Linked DNA regions of Mus musculus: region 2 is linked to region 1. The links are chromatin loops, found by intact Hi-C in ENCODE. Cell type or tissue: left cerebral cortex. All regions are shown on one strand. Each heading gives the region's core, and the rest is flanking DNA. Links, peaks and the distances in the headings are about the cores only. Region 1 holds the start of Mindy2 (MINDY lysine 48 deubiquitinase 2). Region 2 holds the start of Sltm (SAFB-like, transcription modulator).

Region 1 (8,335 bases), core at 226-8,225:
AAAATGAAGAAACTTGGGGCTGGGCCAATGGCTTAGTGGAAACAGTGCACCTGAGTTTAGGTCCCCAGCACCCATGTCAAAACTGGGTTGCAGTGTCATGCTTCTGTAACCTCAGAACTGAGGGGTGGAGAAGTAGAACAGGAAAATCCAGGGCTGACTGGCCAGCCAGTCTAACCGAAAGAACAAGTTCAATTGAGAGACCCTGTCTCCAAAAATCCTCAAACAAGAAACAATGAGAGTAATACAGAAAAAACCCCGACCTCTGGTCTCCATACCTACATAGGTGAGGGCTTGTGCACTCACTACACACATGCATGAATGAGTGAGTGCTAGTGAGCGAGCAAGCGAGTGTGCTCACACACACACACACACACACACATGCATATGCACACACAGAAGCTAGTTCTTAGACATTATAACCTGACAAATCTTTCTTTCTATGTGTTGTGTATAGCAGATGCCCTTCTGTTCTCCTTTTTAACCTCAATCATCACTCATCCATCAAAGAACCTGGAAATCTCTTTTGACTTCCAAAAGGCAAATAACATTTTTGTATTATTAGGAAAACAGTTTTGACCTCCAGAAAACCCGGCTCACCTTGAGAATACTACCTGACATTGCTTATCTCGTTCATCACCCTATCAATCATTAATGATGACTGATTTTTGTTGGCATAAATAGCCTACAGGCAGAAAAGGGACTGGGAACCACAGATTTCAAGATAATCTTCAAATTCATTAGTGTGGATACTTTTCACAGACAAACCAAACCCATCAAATTTACTTCTTGTTATGACCCTTTCTTTCTCCTCTCCACTGCATTTCAAGCTCTCTCTGATCTTTCTTCAAATGCACCCTTTTGTTCAGAGGCCTCATCTCATTCTATCTTCAGAGCTGATTGCCTTTCTCATCTCTGAAGCCTTCCCCTGAGATCCCCATCCCCAGCCCCCCCCCCAACCACCACATAATTTTTTACTTCCTTAGACTATGAGCCCTGTTCATGTCGCTCTACAATTACTCCTTATGTCTGCCTCTTTACCATATACTGAGCTACTGAAGGGCTGATGCACTCTACTGTCTTTGCATGTATAATGTCTTCCACAAAGCCAGAACCCAAACATGTGGTCACACAATTGGGATCTGCCTTTCAGAGTCAATTCAAGGCTCATATATCCTCAAAGTAATCCAGGCCATGGTGACTGCTCCGCCTACTGTGAATGTGGGTGGCACCATTCCATGGGCTGCAGGCTTGGACTAAATAAAAAGGAGGAATCAAACTGAGCAGTCGTCTCTCTGCTCCCTGACTATGAATGCAATGTGACCAGTGGTCTCAAGTGCCAGCTTCCATGGCTTCCCCGACTAATGGTCTGTACCCTCAAACTGTGAGCGAAAATAAACCCTACCTTAAGTTGCTTTTGTCAGGTATTTTGTTACAGCACTGAGAAAAGTAACTATGCCAGAAAACTGGTACTCAGGAATGGAGCCTTTGCAATGATAAACCTGACAATGTAACTCTTAGACATCTTGAACTGGTTTGTGGGAAGAATGTGGAAAAGTTTGGAACTCTCTGCTAGAAAAGCCCTCGAATGCTTTAAGCAGAGGTTAATCAAAATAATCTTCCAACTCATTAGCATGCATGCTTACTTCTTAACAGACTAATCCAGATGACTGGAACCCAGATGATTCCATCAGGAGCCCCGGATACCCAACTTAGTGCTGCAAGATTTGGTGTTGGAATCTCTCCCTCACTATCCATCATAGTTCTTCATAACTGGTTAGCATAATTCAAACTATTCTTCTTCTAGGGAGCATTTTAACTATAAGTGGAATCATCAATTTGAAAACAGGTGCTGAGATGCATCCTCTCAAAACCCAGATACTGCAAGCTTAAATATGACACTATATTCTGAGGCCTCAATACACTTGCCCTTCCCTTCCTGTTCTCCAAGACCTTAGATTTATCATTCCTTATTTTAGTTGTTAATAGTTTTAGCTTCCTTAACAAACATTCTAATGTACAGTTACTAGTAAAAATGCCAAACCTTTGAAGTAGAGTCAAAGAAACAAGGAAAGTAAAAACAAAAACAAAAAATCATACACAAGATGAAAATACTGTCTTTGGAAACAAGTAATTTATGGTAAGTAGGCTCAGACCAATGCTTTTCCTTAAATGGAATTTGTCTAAAAAGTTGTATCTTTCCCATCACTGTTCTTTCATGCATCCACACCACAGTGGGACAAACAGCCTTTTCCAGAAAACACGCAGATAAAATCATTAAAACTTACTCCATAATATAAGATTGATAGTAACTGAAGATCAATCACTGTTTCCAATTTTCACTGTTTTGCATATGTAATAATGTCAGTAAGGAATAATATAGGCAAATATAGCTAAAAATACTCAGAAGATGTAAGTGCAGGGTGCTCTGGATTCTGCTTGTTTATAGGTAAACCATCAGTTACAACCTTTAACCGAATGTTGAATTTTTAATACAAAAAAGACCTTAAGTTGGGGGCAATTCTTCCTGACATGTTGCCACATGAATAATCTTTCAATAAAGAAATCCTGGAATTAATTTCATGTAATAAGAGACTGTTAGATATAGGGGTGCATGTCTGTAAACCTAGCACTCTAGAGGCTGTAGCATTAAGATCTTAAACTGTTCGAGGACAGTTTAAGCTACACAGACAAACCTTGTCTCAAAAAAAAAAAAAAAAAAAAAGGAGGAGTCTGATGAATGGAAGGAAGCCATCAGCTGACAAACAGCAGTTTCCTCACCCCATTTTGCCCCTCCCCACCCCACAAGCTGTAGGAAGTAGAAAGCTGCAGAGTGTACCTTCCAGGCGAGAAGCAAAACATTGAGGATGGCCAGCAAAGGGCAGGGTCCATTCTCATTCTGGGTGATGATGGGCGTGTTCTCCTCTTTCCACTGGATCCATTTGATGTGATACACCGACTGTCCGGGAAAGCGTTCTTTGGAGGCCGCTAGCACCTGAGCCGGGTCCTCCTCCTCCTCTTTGCATAGAGGTGCAGCCCTGGGCGGCCCCGCCGCGCCCTCCTCCACGTCCTCGGGGACCCTGGTCTCTGCTCCCTCCTCACTATTGAACTCAGAGCTACTGGGGAAAGAATGCAGGTTGGAGAAAGACTCCAGGGAGTCCAAGCTGGGCGAGTCCCCAGGGGGGCTCGGCTCGCTGCAGCTGCTGCTCGGGGCGCCGGTGCTGCTGGGCTCTTCCGCCGCCTGCTCCACCCTGCAGGTGCCCGTGTCGCCCACTGGCCCCGACCCTCGGCCCGCCGCGGCCTCGGCCAGCTCCGGGGAGGCGGTCACCTTGTGCTGCCCTCTTGAAGGCACCTCCGAGGCGGCAGGGCTCGACGACGCGCCGTCCTTCAAGTCCGAGCCCGCGCCGCATCCGAGCTGCGAGGGGGACGTCGGGTCCCCGAGGCTGCTCCGCGCTGCCGCCGCCGCCGCCCCCTGCCCGCCGCTGTCCACCGCGCGTCCAGCGGGACCATCCTCAGCCTCGCGCCCGCCGCGCCGTCGCCCTTCCGGCGGCGACACTCGCCCGGCCGCCACCCCTAGTTCCAGAGGCTGTGGGCTGTCAGGGCTGTTCTCCATCCCCGGCCGCCCGCCCCTGGTCCTATAGACACCGCGGCCGGCTCTCCTCAGCAAGCGCCTCCGACGCCATGACAGCCGCTCTGTAGCAGCTCCAGCGCCCTAGCGCGGCCTCGGCCAGGCACGTCACCGTAGAGGGCGGCGGGAGCGCGCGCGCGTGCCCCCGCCCGCCCGCTCGGAGCGTGCCTCCGCGTGACTGCGCTCGTTGAAGCGCCCGGACCCACTCGGGGAGCGCTTCTCCCCCGAGGCCACGCCCCTCCCGCGCGTTCAGGCTAGGGAAGGCAGAGCGAGGCCAGGGGCGTGGCTGAGGGCGTGGTCAGGGGCGCGGCTCGGAGAGCCGCAGCGCCACTAGGAAAATAATCTTGTGTGTGCTGCCGGAAGTTGAACTCCGGGGCATCCCCGCTGCGCGCGGTTACTTTAAAGGCAGTGGCTGAGGCTTGTAGGGAGTGTGGTCTACTTTGGGCTTGAGCCTGGTGGACCCCGAAAGTGGTAGTAGCATTGGAAGACAGCCATTCCCTGAAGGCCTCGGGAGAGCTGGCTTTTTCTTTTCTTTTTTTTTTTTTTTAGCTTTTAATGTTGAGAATTGGAAGCATTTCTTAGGAAATGCAAATTTGAAAGGCGAGTTCTGTTGGAGGCTTTTGGAAGACTGCGCAGTACAGGGACAACTCTCCCTGGGTTTTGGCTGAGAATCGCTGCGCTCCCAACCAGCTACTGGTTTGCCTTGCCGGAGGTTCAATGAGGTTGTGGATATTGGCCTACGCCCCAGGCGAGAGGGTAAATTTGGTCCAATAATAATAAATCAGTTTGCGTTTGAAGCAAGCCAAGTCTTTGCGGTTCTGTTCACTTGGCTTCTCTTTGCACAGAGTGGGAAGCTTCTGCTTCCCGAAAAAATGACTTTTAAAATTAGAATTGACTTCTCATCAGGGCTTGACATCTGCATAGAGGATGGACAGAGTTGCCTGCAACTTTTTTTTTCTATTTATTTACTTACTTATTTATTGGCAAGAGTGGATATAGATCATCTAACCTGCTCTGGAAAAGTGGGGTGTTTTTTTTTTTTTTTTTTTGGTTTTTTTGTTTTTTGGTTTTTTGTTTTTTTTGTTTTTTTTTTTTTTCCTGGACCCTTCCCTCTTCAAAGTTGTCTGAGAATATAAAAATGAACAAGACAGGTGGGTCTTCCTTTAGTATCAGGTATACAAATATATGGTGCATCATGGATTGTTACACTTCTGTCCTGCTACTGGTTAGAAAAGTAGACAAATTAATGCATTATTTTGCTCATTCATGTGTTAGCACCAAGCATGTTACTGAATACTGTGTTTCACACTAAAAATATCACTATTATCTTCTCAGAAATGATGATCTCTTTCTCGGCACTCTCTTCGACTTCTCCCTCTTTCTTCCCACCTCCAACTCTCTCCTCCCTTCCTTTCTTTTCTTCCCCCCCCTTTCCTTTTTTTTTTTTTTTTTTTTTTTTTTTTTTTTTTTTTAGGGCTGGGGCTCAATTCATGTATGACAAACACTCTACAGAGCCCTCTACTACTTTGCTTATCTTATTTCACTTTTGTTTTTTGAGACAGAGTCTCAATTTGTAGCCCTGGCTGGCTCTGCCTCTCTTCCAATTTGAGAGTCTCACCCTGTGTCTTAGACTAACTGACCTGGAATTCACAGCAATCCTCTTGTACTTTTTCTCCCACTCCAATTTTGAGATTATAGATGTGAACGCTGTGTTTTTAAGACTGGAAGTTATCTTCCTTTCTTTCTTTCTTTCTTTCTTTCTTTCTTTCTTTCTTTCTTTCTTCCTTCCTTCCTTCCTTCCTTCCTTCCTTCCTTTCTTTCTTTCTTTCTTTCTTTCTTTCTTTCTTTCTTCCTCCCTTTCTTTCTCTCTCTCTCTCTCTCTCTCTCTCTCTCTCTCTCTCTTTCTTTCTTTCTTTCTTTCTTTCTTTCTTTCTTTCTTTCTTTCTTTCAATTGAGGTTGGGTCTCACTATGTAGTGTAGCTAGCCTGAAAGTTGTTATGTAGGCCAGGCTGGACTCAAACTTTCAGAAAATTGCTTGCCTCTGCTTCCCAAGTGCTAGAATTAAGGGCATGTGCCACCATGCCAAGCAAGATCGGCAATTCCTGAAAACTGGAAAAGTTAGAAAAGATAATGGAAAGTTTTTTCTGAGTGTTGAATTTTGGAGTTCATGTTGATCCATAAGCAATAATTCCTGCCATCACCATTGAGATTTTTCTTTTTCTTTTTTTATTAGATATTTTATTTATTTCCATTTCAAATGTTATCTCCTTTCCTGGTTTCCCCTCCGAAAACCCCATATCCCCTCTCTCCTCCCCTTGCTCACCAACCCACCCACTCCTGCTTCCTGGCCCTGGCATTCCCCTATACTGGGGCATAGAACCTTCACAGGACCAAGGGCCTCTCCTCCCATTGATGACTGACTAGGCCATCCTCTGATACATATGCAGCTGGAGCCATGAGTCCCACCATGTGTTTTCTTTGGTTGGTGGTTTAGTCCCAGGGAGCTCTGGGGGTACTGGTTAGTTCATATTATCGTTCCTCCTATGGGTCTACAAACCCCTTCAGCTCCTTGGGTCCTTTCTCTAGCTCCTTCATTGGGGATCCTGTGAGCATCCACTTCTGTATTTGTCAGTCACTGGCAGAGCCTCTCAGGAGACAGCTCCTGTCAGCAAGCACTTGTTGGCATCCACAATAGTGTTTGGATTTGGTGGTTGTATATGGGAAGGATCCCCAGATGGGGCAGTCTCTGGATGGTCATTCTTTCAGTCTCTTCTCCAGACTTTGTCTCTGTAACTCCTTCCATGGGTATTTTGTTCCCCCTTCTAAGAAGGAATGAAGTATCCAACTTTGGTCTTCCTTCTTGAGTTTCATGTGTTTTGCAAACTGTATCTTGGGTATTCCAAGCTTTTGGGCTAAATCCACTTATCAGTGAGTGACCATCATGTGTGTTCTTTTGTGATTAGGTTACCTCACTCAGGATGATATCCTCCAGATCCATCCATTTGCCTAAGAATTTCATAAATTCATTGCTTTTAATAGCTGTGTAGTACTCCATTGTGTAAATGTACCACATTTTCTGTGTCCATTCCTCTGTTGAGGGACATCTGGGTTCTTTCCAGCTTCTGGCTATTATAAATAAGGCTGCTATAAACATAGTGGAGCATGTGTCCTTATTACATGTTGGAGCATCTTCTGGGTATATGCCCAGAAATGGTATTGCTGGATCTTCTGGTAGTACTATGTCCAATTTTCTGAGGAGCCACCAGACTGATTTCCAGAGTGGTTGTACCAGCTTGCAATCCCACCAGCAATGGAGGCATGTTCCTCTTTCTCCACATCCTCACCAGCATCTGCTGTCACCTGAGTTTTTGATCTTAGCCATTCTGACTGATGTGAGGTGGAATCTCAGGGTTGTTTTAATTTGCATTTCCCTGATGAATAAGGATGTTGAACATTTTTTTAGGTGCTTCTCAGCCATTCGATATTCCTCAGTTGAAAATTCTTTGTTTAGCTCTGTACCCCATTTTAATAGGGTTATTTGGTTCTCTGGAGCCTAACTTCTTGAGTTCTTTGTATATATTGGATATTAGCCCTCTATCAGATGTAGGATTGGTAAAGATCTTTTCCCATTCTGTTGGTTGCCTTTTTGTCCTATTGACAGTGTCCTTGGCCTTACAGAAGCTTTGCAATTTTATGAGGTTCCACTTGTCAATTCTTGATCTTACAGCAGAAGCCATTTGTGTTCTGTGGAATTTTCCCTCTGTGCCCATATGTTCAAGGCTCTTTCCCACTGTCTCCTCTATAAGTTTCAGTGTCTCTGGTTTCAGTGTGGAGGTCCTTGATCCACTTGGAGTTAGCTTTGTACAAGGAGATAAGAATGGAGATAAAAACGTTCATTCTTCTACATGCTAACCTCCAGTTGAGTCAGCACCATTTATTGACAATGCTCCTCTCTCTCTCTCTCTCTCTCTCTCTCTCTCTCTCTCTCTCTCTATCTCTCTCGTTTTTGTTTTTCGAAACAGGGTTTCTCTGTGTAGCCCTGGCTGTCCTGGAACTCACTCTGTAGACCAGGCTGGCCTCGAACTCAGAAATCCACCTGCCTCTGCCTCCTGAGTGCTGGGATTAAAGGAGTGTGCCACCATGCCTGGCTTTACCTCCTTTTCCAAAGATTAAGTGACCATAGGTGTGTGGGTTCATTTCTGGGTCTTCAATTCTATTCCATTGATCTACCTATCTGTCACTGAACCAGTACCATGCAGTTTTTATCACAATTGCTCTGTAATACAGCTTGAGGTCAGGGATGGTGATTCCACCAGAAGTTCTTTTATTGTTGAGAATACTTTTTGCTATCCTAGGTTTTTTTGTTTTTCCAGATGAATTTGCAAATGCCCTTTCTAACTCTTGTGAAGAATTGAGTTGGAATTTTGATGGGAATTGCATTGAATCTGTAGGTTGCTTTTGGTAAGATGGCCATTTTTACTATATTAATCCTGCCAATCCATGAGCATGGGAGATTTTTTCCATCTTCTGAGATCTTCTTTGATTTCTTTCTTCAGAGCCTTGAAGTTCTTATCATACAGATATTTCACTTGCTTAGTTAGAGTCACACCAAGGTATTTTATATTATTTGTGACTATTGTGAAGGGTATTGTTTCCCTAATTTCTCTCTCAGCCTCTTTATCCTTTGTGTAGAGAAAAACCACTGATTTA
Region 2 (8,335 bases), core at 261-8,260, 110 kb before region 1:
AATCTCAGAAGAGCATAAACTACAACTTAGAATTTTTCAAAGGCAATGAATTTGGAATCATTTGGGATCTTCAATTTAGTCTATGCTCTTGAACTAGTTATTGGTGCATTTTTTTTCTCCTGAGACAAGATCTCCCTAGAGATCTAGGCTGGCCCTGAACTTTGAACCCCCTTTCAACAGGTGTGCAGTAGAACTATGCCTGCTTATTGGCATTGTTAATGCTTCTCTTCCATAATGCAAGCATTCAATCCACTTCTAGGGGTTACTTTTTACAAATACAGCCTTTCAGGGTGCTACGGTCATCTACTTCGTGTCACTGGCTAGAGTTGTAATCGTGCATCTTTTTCTGACTTATTGTTTTGCTCATCAGAGGTTTTGACATCTGAGTAAAGATTCCTGTGGGCAGATTGCCGTGTAAGTCTTCAGTATTCACAAGAGTTTCATAAGGCAACATTGTCTCCCCAGAACCAGGTCTGCCTTTTAAGATACCAAGTCCTTCTGAACATAGATTTGTTTACTGATGAGCTTTTATGAAAACATAAGTGTTAAAGGCTCACCAAGCAGCAAGTGGCTCTGTATAGAAATATAGATTGTCATATCATTTTCCTATTAGAAGTGTGAATGTAGGCATTTGTTTGCTACAACAGCATATGCCTGGAGGTCAGAGGTCAGCTGAGGAGTTGCTTCTCTCATTCTACCTTGGATATGGGTTCTAGGGATAGAACTTAGGCCATCAGAGTTTGTGGTTTAAGCATTGTTACCTGGTGAGCCATTTTTCTGGTCCTAGTTTGTCATTCCCTTATTTATTTATTTTGCAATCTCTTCTCTACTTCCACCCACCTTTACTAGAGTTTTGGGATAGAACTCAGGCCAGCAGGCATACTTAGCAAGTGCTGTCTTGTGGACCAGTATATCATGGGCAACTGTCCACACTTGGCCTCACTGGGGATCAAGCTTGGGGCTTCAACTAGGCTTGGGAAGCACACTCTACCCTTGAGCATCACCTCCAGCCCTCACAGGCCTCTGCTTTCCGTCTGACACAGTACCAGGGGACCTCACTTGTTTCCCTTACCGTCTTTTGTGACGGCTAACACAGTGTCAGGTTTTCTCTTTCTTTCTCCGATTATTTGCAAATAAACTGCAGGCAGAATGACACTGTTTACCTCTGCTAGGACTTTCTACAACATCCTAACCTAGTGCACACTTAACACTGACGGAGTACACAAGCTCATGAGTTGCTTCCAGTCGTCTCTGTACTACTGTCCTCCTCTTCTCTGAGCCAGGACCCAAATAATAAATATACATCATGCGTGTCCCTTCTCTGGTCCTTTTTGTCTCTCTGCTTTTACTTTCATCATGCTGTGCTATCAAAGAGGTCAGAGCAGGTATCTCACTGAGAACTGAAGACTATCTGTTTACTCTTTACCTGATTTGAGGGAAGCAGTCTCAGCATTTGGGAAAGTGCTTCTTTCTCAAGGGTATCAGATAAGAATACATAGATCTTCATTTTACTCACTATTAGAGGCCCCCTTTTGTTCTTAAAAGGAAACAGCCGAATAAAAATTCCTTCCCTTTGGCTATATCATTACCTTGGGAGTTAGTAATATGATCCCTGGCTAAGAGAATCCACAGATGCTGCTCCAGAAGACAAGATAAGAACAATGATAGAATAACACCTAAGGTTTTACTGCAACCATGGCCAATAGCTGTTGGCCCTTAGGCAAATCTTAACATCTTCATTTATTGTGAAGGGATATGGAGGGATGAAATTGGTATGGAAGATCAAGAATCTTTTGAATTCTAAAATTTGGTGAGTGTGACAAACTAATTTGTGGTATAAGAGAGTGGAACTTGGAATCAGAAGATCTAAGATTATTAGCACAGCACTGGCACACACAAGCCATATGTGTAAGCCATATTTTATAAGTCACTTAATCTCTTTTAGCAGCTGGGAAGAATTAAAGGGGTTGTTATATCCCAGAATTCCTTAAAAGTCATAAAGAAATGCTGAACTGACTGACTGCCAGGTATGATTTTATAACGTCCAGTTTTCCTCCATTTGAACCAATGATTCAGAAAGAGCAACCCAAAGTAAGGCACACCTCACCCTTACTATTTATTTATTTATTTATTTATTTATTTATAAAGGTAGGATTCCTCTGTGTGTAGCAACCCAAAGTAAGGCACACCTCACATTTATTTATTTATTTATTTATTTATTTATAAAGGTAGGATTTCTCTGTGTAGCCCTGGCTGTCCTGGGTCACTCTGCAGATACCAGGCTGGAGTGTAGTGTATCTCAGAGATCCACAAGCCTCTCTCCCCTTAGTGCTGATAGGCATGTCCCACCACTGCCCAGTCCAATTTAAGTTTTATAACCAGGAAACTGGAGAAAGATGTAAAACAAAACAACCTCAACCCCACCTTTGTTAGCACCTTAGCATTCCTTCTAGGCTCCGCCCAACACTTACCTAGCAACAGCCAGGTAGGCCTGGATGGGAATGTCCCCCCCCCCCCTTTGACTCCTTTCTTCCTCTCCCCTCCCCCCTCCACGTGTTCTTGGCCGGGCTCTTCTCTTCTGTCTTCTCCCTTTCTCTGCCTCTACTCCCTTCTCAGCTCCCCTTGCCATACCCCCAAATAAACTCTATTCTATACTAGACCAGTCTTATGGATGGTACCTGGGGTGGGGATGCCTCAGCATCAGCCGGATGAGGCAGTCCCTCCCACCGCTCTATACCTCGCTCTACAAAACATACCCTTGCCTTTACAAAACATCACCCACCAGTAAATGTTAATTCAGTTCCCTGTGTTTCCTAACTTTGTCCAACTTTGTGTTAATTCTATAGATATTTACGCTGTGATGATTAATAATATTAAAATTACTAAGAGATACTATGCGGGCTATTTCTCCATAAAGTGGCCCCTGTCCTTGACATACCAAATGCTGGCGGCGCAGGGCAGAGGATACTGTATAGGATCAGGGCAACATATACTTTTAAGTTATTCTCCTTTTGTGAACAATTTCATTGAGCCATCAGGCCCGTCGGAGGGGATGGGCAAGCTGAGGCAAACGAGGAGAGGACGTTTGCCTGGTAGTTTTCAGGCAAAGAGGGGCTAAGCTTCAGGGGGTCACAGCGTGACACTGTCCCCTGGGCTCTCGGCCTCAGGTTTCGCTGGGCGTTCCGGGGCGGAACCCGCCGACCTAAGTTCACTAGTATACCCCGACCACCTTTCCACGATGATTCCGTACTTCTTCCGGGAAGGCTGGCGCACACGCCCCCTCATTTCGGTGAAGAGACGCACCTACTCTCCCTACTATGGGGTGCCTCTCAAGTGGCGATGGCTCTAGGTAAGAGATGAGAGGAGAAGGAGGCTAATGGAGAGGCGGGAACCGTGGTACCGAGGACAGCTGAGCGGTTGGACACGCGGAGACTTTCCCGGGACCACGCCAGAGGCCGAGCCACCGGTCCGCTGCGAGCTCCGCCCCCTCCATGCCTGCTCAGTGCGCACGCGCACCCGTCATCCGGGTGCCGCTGCAGGTTGCGCTGGAGCAGAGTCGGGGGCGTGGTCCCCGTGGGGGGGCGTGGTCAGTGGCTCATTGTGCGCAGCGTAGCGCGGCGCCGCTGGCCGCCCGGGGCCCGGGTTGGAAGTTGGTGCTGCCGCGGCCACCGCCTCCACCGCCGCTGCCTCCTCCTCCGCCGCCGCCGCCGCCCTGCAGCCCACTAGCTGCCTCGGCAGCGCGTTGCTTTCCCAAAATGGCTGCCGCTGCCGGGGCCGTGGTAGCCTCGGCCGCCTCTGGGCCGGCGGAAGGGAAGAAGATCACGGAGCTGCGGGTTATCGACCTCAGGTCCGAGCTGAAGCGCCGCAACTTGGACATCAACGGGGTCAAGACGGTACTGGTCTCCCGGCTGAAGCAGGTGAGGCCCGGACGCTGCGCGCAGGGCAGCGTAGGCCGCGCCGTTTAGGTGCTACGCTTCCGCGGTCGGGGCGGACCGGGTGGTGCCTGTGCGTGCCCGGCGCGCGGGGCCCGCGCCTCCGCGAGGAGCCTGGCCTTCCAGCGGCCTCGCGAGCCGCCGCCGGTCGCGCCCCCTGCCTCCCCTGGGACGCCCTCTCCATCGGCTCTGCGGCCTGCGGAGGGTGGAGCTGCAGACCCTGGGCGGCGCTGGGTACCCCGGCCTACGGGCGGTGCGCAGCGCGTGCATCTCTCGGGCTCCGAGGCGATGGTTAGTTTGCTGACTTGGCCGAAGTTACCGTTTAATTGTGTCCAACCGTTTCTTCACCCCTGTTCAGAGAAATCCGTAGTGGGAGTTGATGAGTGGATGAGAAGGGAAGATTCATCTTTTTTTTTCCCCACTAGGCTTTTAACTGATTTATTTTTAATTCTTAATTTCTGATTGCATCAGCGTAATCATCCACGTTCTCAGTCCTGTTAAGCTTTCAGGTTTATTCGCGTGAAGCCTTGGAATCGGAGACGGGAACAAGTGTACGCAATACGTTAGGAAAACTCTTCCTTATTTAAGTAGCTACAAACTTTCTGTAATAGAACATATTTAGGTTCTTGTTCAGTATATGTGACATGGAACCATCGACTGGGTGGAATTTCAAGTTCCAGGACATTTCGATACTCAATGACACCCTCCACCCCTTTCTGTGTAGCATAATTACTCGTTTGTGAAGTCGGTTTGTAAAATAACTGGCAATTCTAATGTTTTGAGGCTGGAGGTTTGGTAATATATTTTCATTAAGTTTTTATAAAATAAGTTTAGATAGTTTGTGTAGCATATTAACTTCTCTTTCTAATGTAGGCTATTGAAGAGGAAGGAGGCGATCCAGATAATATTGAATTAACTGTTTCAACTGATACTCCAAACAAGAAACCAACCAAAGGCAAAGGTTGTTACGAGTTCTGAACATATTTTAAAATATATTTTGGTTCTATAACTTGGCTCTGCTCTTGTACCACTCGCCCTGTTTATATAGTGCTATTCTTTGCTATTTCCCTCTGGCACTCTGCCTTCTTGGGTCAAGGAAGAAAGTTACTGTTAGCAGGCTCTGAGTAACTTGCAGCCTTTCAGATTCGGCTGAAGATGACCAGAAAATAAGAAAGTTCTTTATTGATTCTGGGGAAAGGTACAAAGTTAAGTTGCATACCGATCCTTCATAGTAGGAATATCTGAAGAAAGAAATACAGTTTGATCCATGTCTACCTTGCCCCACAATTGGCAGAGTTTTGGTGAAATTCCCACTAGACCTTTCCTTGGCTCTTTGCTGTTCTCTCTAGTATATTCAAGATCTGTAACCTTTGTTTAATGTTTTAATTGACATACTGCTTATTTCCCATTTATTCCATTATGCAGTCTAATAATTTTCAGTGAAATTCAAAAGACCTCATCGATCATACTAACAAAAGCAAAAACCCCACAACTGATTAGCTTTAAAGAAGTTTTAAGGTATGGGGATACTAGGTTTTTAATGTAGCTTTTAAATTGGGCTCTGTGTATTTCCAGGGCAGAATGATCTGATGTGAATAGCGAAAGGTAATTTTCACATGAATATTTTGATAATAAATGGGAATTAGTTATTAAAAACATCTGGTGAGTATAATCTTATTTGAATAGTTGCAAATTTCCGCTTCTCATAAACTGTCACAGAGAGTAGACAAATAACTGTCTGATGCCTGGTATCTATAGTTTCCATGCAGAATAAGTCATGGACTTCTGTGTCATTTTGTTAGGAACATAATTTTCTTAACTGCTGTACCCGATCTATACACAGTTGTGATGGGAATAAGATGATTGAATAGACCAGGTGGTGGTGGCACACACTTTTAATCTCAGCACTTGGGAGGCAGAGGCAGGCAGATATCCAGTTGGGGGCCAGCTTGGTCTCCAGAGTAAGTTCCAGACAGCAAGGGCTACACAGAGAAATCCTGTCTCCAAAAACACAAAAACCAAACTAAACCAAAGCCAAGATGATTAAATTTTATAGAAGAGAATCTTCAATTTTGATCTTAAGCACTATGACTCAGGACCTGGTCAGCTTACTATTTGACATTTCTTGATTCAAGAGTTCCCTGTGTGTGCTGAAGAAATTAAAAAAGGATAAGAGTTTCCTGGGTCAATAGGAATGCCAATATGGCTATACAATTTTAGAAGGTTAACTAAGTCGTCTTGAAGACCTGAGGCTTTTAAATTTAGAGGGATAAATTCCTTTCACCTTGGAAGCTTCTGGTGAAGTAGGAGTTGTTTCATGTGAAAAAGAAGTATGTCACTGGGCAGTGGTGGCACATGCCTTTAATCCTAGCACTTGGGAGGAAGAGGCAGGCAGATTCTGAGTTCAAGGCCAGCCTGGTCTACAGAGTGAATTCCAGGATAGCCAGGGCTCTACAGAGAAACTCTGTCTCAAAAAACAAAAACAAAAACAACAACAACAAAAAACTTACGTCAGGAATGACCATGTTTTTGTATAGGTTTCAGATTCACATAATTTGGTGATAGCAGACAAGCTGCGTTTCAAGTTAATGATTTTAGTACTGATTATGCCATCTGATTTATTCAGTTTATACATGCTTTTATTGTTTGATTTTGAAGTTTTTATTTTGTTTTATATTTGTAGCTCTGGGTATATATGTAATTAAATATATATGTAAAAAACATAAACAGTGTATGTTTGGTCTCAAGGTAAAACTCTGGGCCATGCCATGGGTTTAGTCCTTATTACTGTTCTTCCTCTACCTGAAATATGTTAAATGATTATGCTCAGATAGGTTAGAGGAAAAGGAGTTTACAGTCTTAAATATAGAATAGAATAGAGTTTAAGCCACACAGTTAGAAGGACACAAGTCCATGGTATGGATTACATTGTAGTGGGCTCTGGTATTTGTAATAATATGTAGCTAATATCAAATAGTTTATGTCATGGATTAGTTCTCAGTTTTTTTTACAGTCTCTTTCCTGGGAGCTTTTTAATAAGTAACCTAGATGAAAGCTTCTCCCGTTGAGAGTCACTATCGTATTACTTGGGTGTGTATTAAGAAAGCAGTTAAACAGGTAGAGCTAATAATGCCTTCCTGCCTTGTTTCAGAGATACTGTATCTGATTTCTTCTAGATTTTCAACCTCCTATAAACTTTAGCAAATTATGTATTTAATCAGTATAGTTCAGAATTAAATATAATAGCTTAGTTGGTATTGAAACTAATTTTCAGTGCGTACAGGCTTTAAAAAAAATGTAGGATTTCCCTCTATGGAAATAAGTATAATGTAGATTTTTGGTTTGCACAAACATCTGAAACTTTATATATTTGTAAGTAAATAACACATAATATTATATTTTTATTCTGTAAAACTTTACAAAATCAGCTGGGCAGTGGTGGCACACGCCTTTAATCCTAGCACTTGGGAGGCAGAGGCAGGCAGATTTCTGAGTTCAAGGCCAGCCTGGTCTACAAAGTGAGTTCTAGGACAGCCAGGGCTACACAGAGAAACCCTGTCTCGAAAAACCAAAAAAAAAAAAAAAAAAACCCAAAAAAAAAAAAAAAAAAAACTTTTCAAAATTATCAACTAGGATAGTATAGTATCAACCACAGAGCACAGTTTGAGTCGTTCAGTCCCAGTGCATGGTCGGTCATTCTGCCCACTAACTGCTTTATACTGTGTTAAATGTTAGTCACTAAAAAAAATGGAGTGTGGAGTGGAGTGAACACAAGATTTTCACAGCTGCTTCTTCCTTGCCTGCCAAACTGAAAGATCTGTAATACAAGGATCAGTGAAGCCTAGGATATAATCTTTACACCTCTAATGGCCAGAGGCAAGTAATCTGGGCTCAAATGTTTACTGAATACATTTTGAAGGCTATTGTCTTTGTAACTATTACTTTCTAAAATACTTCTTGCTGTTTCACTTGCATATTTGTAGGAAGCATTTATAGCAGGCATTTATAGTCTGCCAGGTTATCTCAGGATCACAGTGCTTTTTCCTTGTATACCTACTATGTGAAGTATGCTTTGAGACCACACAGCTCACTGCATTGTTCTTTTATTTGTTACCAAACTGGAGCTTCATTGGGAAGCCTCCTGACCCTTGCTGGAATATTATCTAGTGTTCAGGATTGTATGTCATTTTCATTTCACAGAGCTAGCTCATTTGTTTCAGCCATTAAAACATGCTGTTTATCACTAAGGTATTCTTGCATGGGTTTCAGCTATGATATCAAATATGGTATGTAGCCAGTTTGTGCCAGGATAGCACTTTGCTGCAGGGCAGTTGTCCTAGGTATTCCATGTCACATGCTGAAAGCTATGAGTTTATTTCCATTTATGAACTCATTTAAAATAA

What was found. A loop is a pair of places that touch in the nucleus more often than their neighbours do. Peaks named below come from ENCODE experiments on the same cell type or tissue, not always from the same donor. Only the 100,000 strongest peaks of a DNase experiment are listed, where the experiment ranks them.
Region 2: it touches region 1 in a loop (9-fold over the local background); 2 of 42 quality-filtered maps call a loop at or near these places.

Annotation. Positions count from the first base shown.
Region 1 is chr9:70,653,437-70,661,771 of GRCm38, forward strand. Mindy2 (MINDY lysine 48 deubiquitinase 2) reads right to left here and starts at 3,738. Exons shown (of 9, transcript NM_172772.2): 1 at 2,837-3,738. The coding sequence starts at 3,610. Gm31872 (a long non-coding RNA gene) reads left to right here and starts at 4,235. Exons shown (of 3, transcript XR_379591.4): 1 at 4,235-4,776. In left cerebral cortex, for the core only: a CTCF peak has its summit at 4,005; DNase peaks (open chromatin) are centred at 1,158, 2,877, 3,838 and 4,315; H3K4me3 peaks cover 4,307 bases; H3K27ac peaks cover 1,430 bases.
Region 2 is chr9:70,539,165-70,547,499 of GRCm38, forward strand. Sltm (SAFB-like, transcription modulator) reads left to right here and starts at 3,551. Exons shown (of 21, transcript NM_025690.4): 1 at 3,551-3,917; 2 at 4,806-4,893. The coding sequence starts at 3,756. In left cerebral cortex, for the core only: no CTCF peak of the experiment used is centred there; DNase peaks (open chromatin) are centred at 3,562 and 3,986; H3K4me3 peaks cover 2,632 bases; H3K27ac peaks cover 1,609 bases.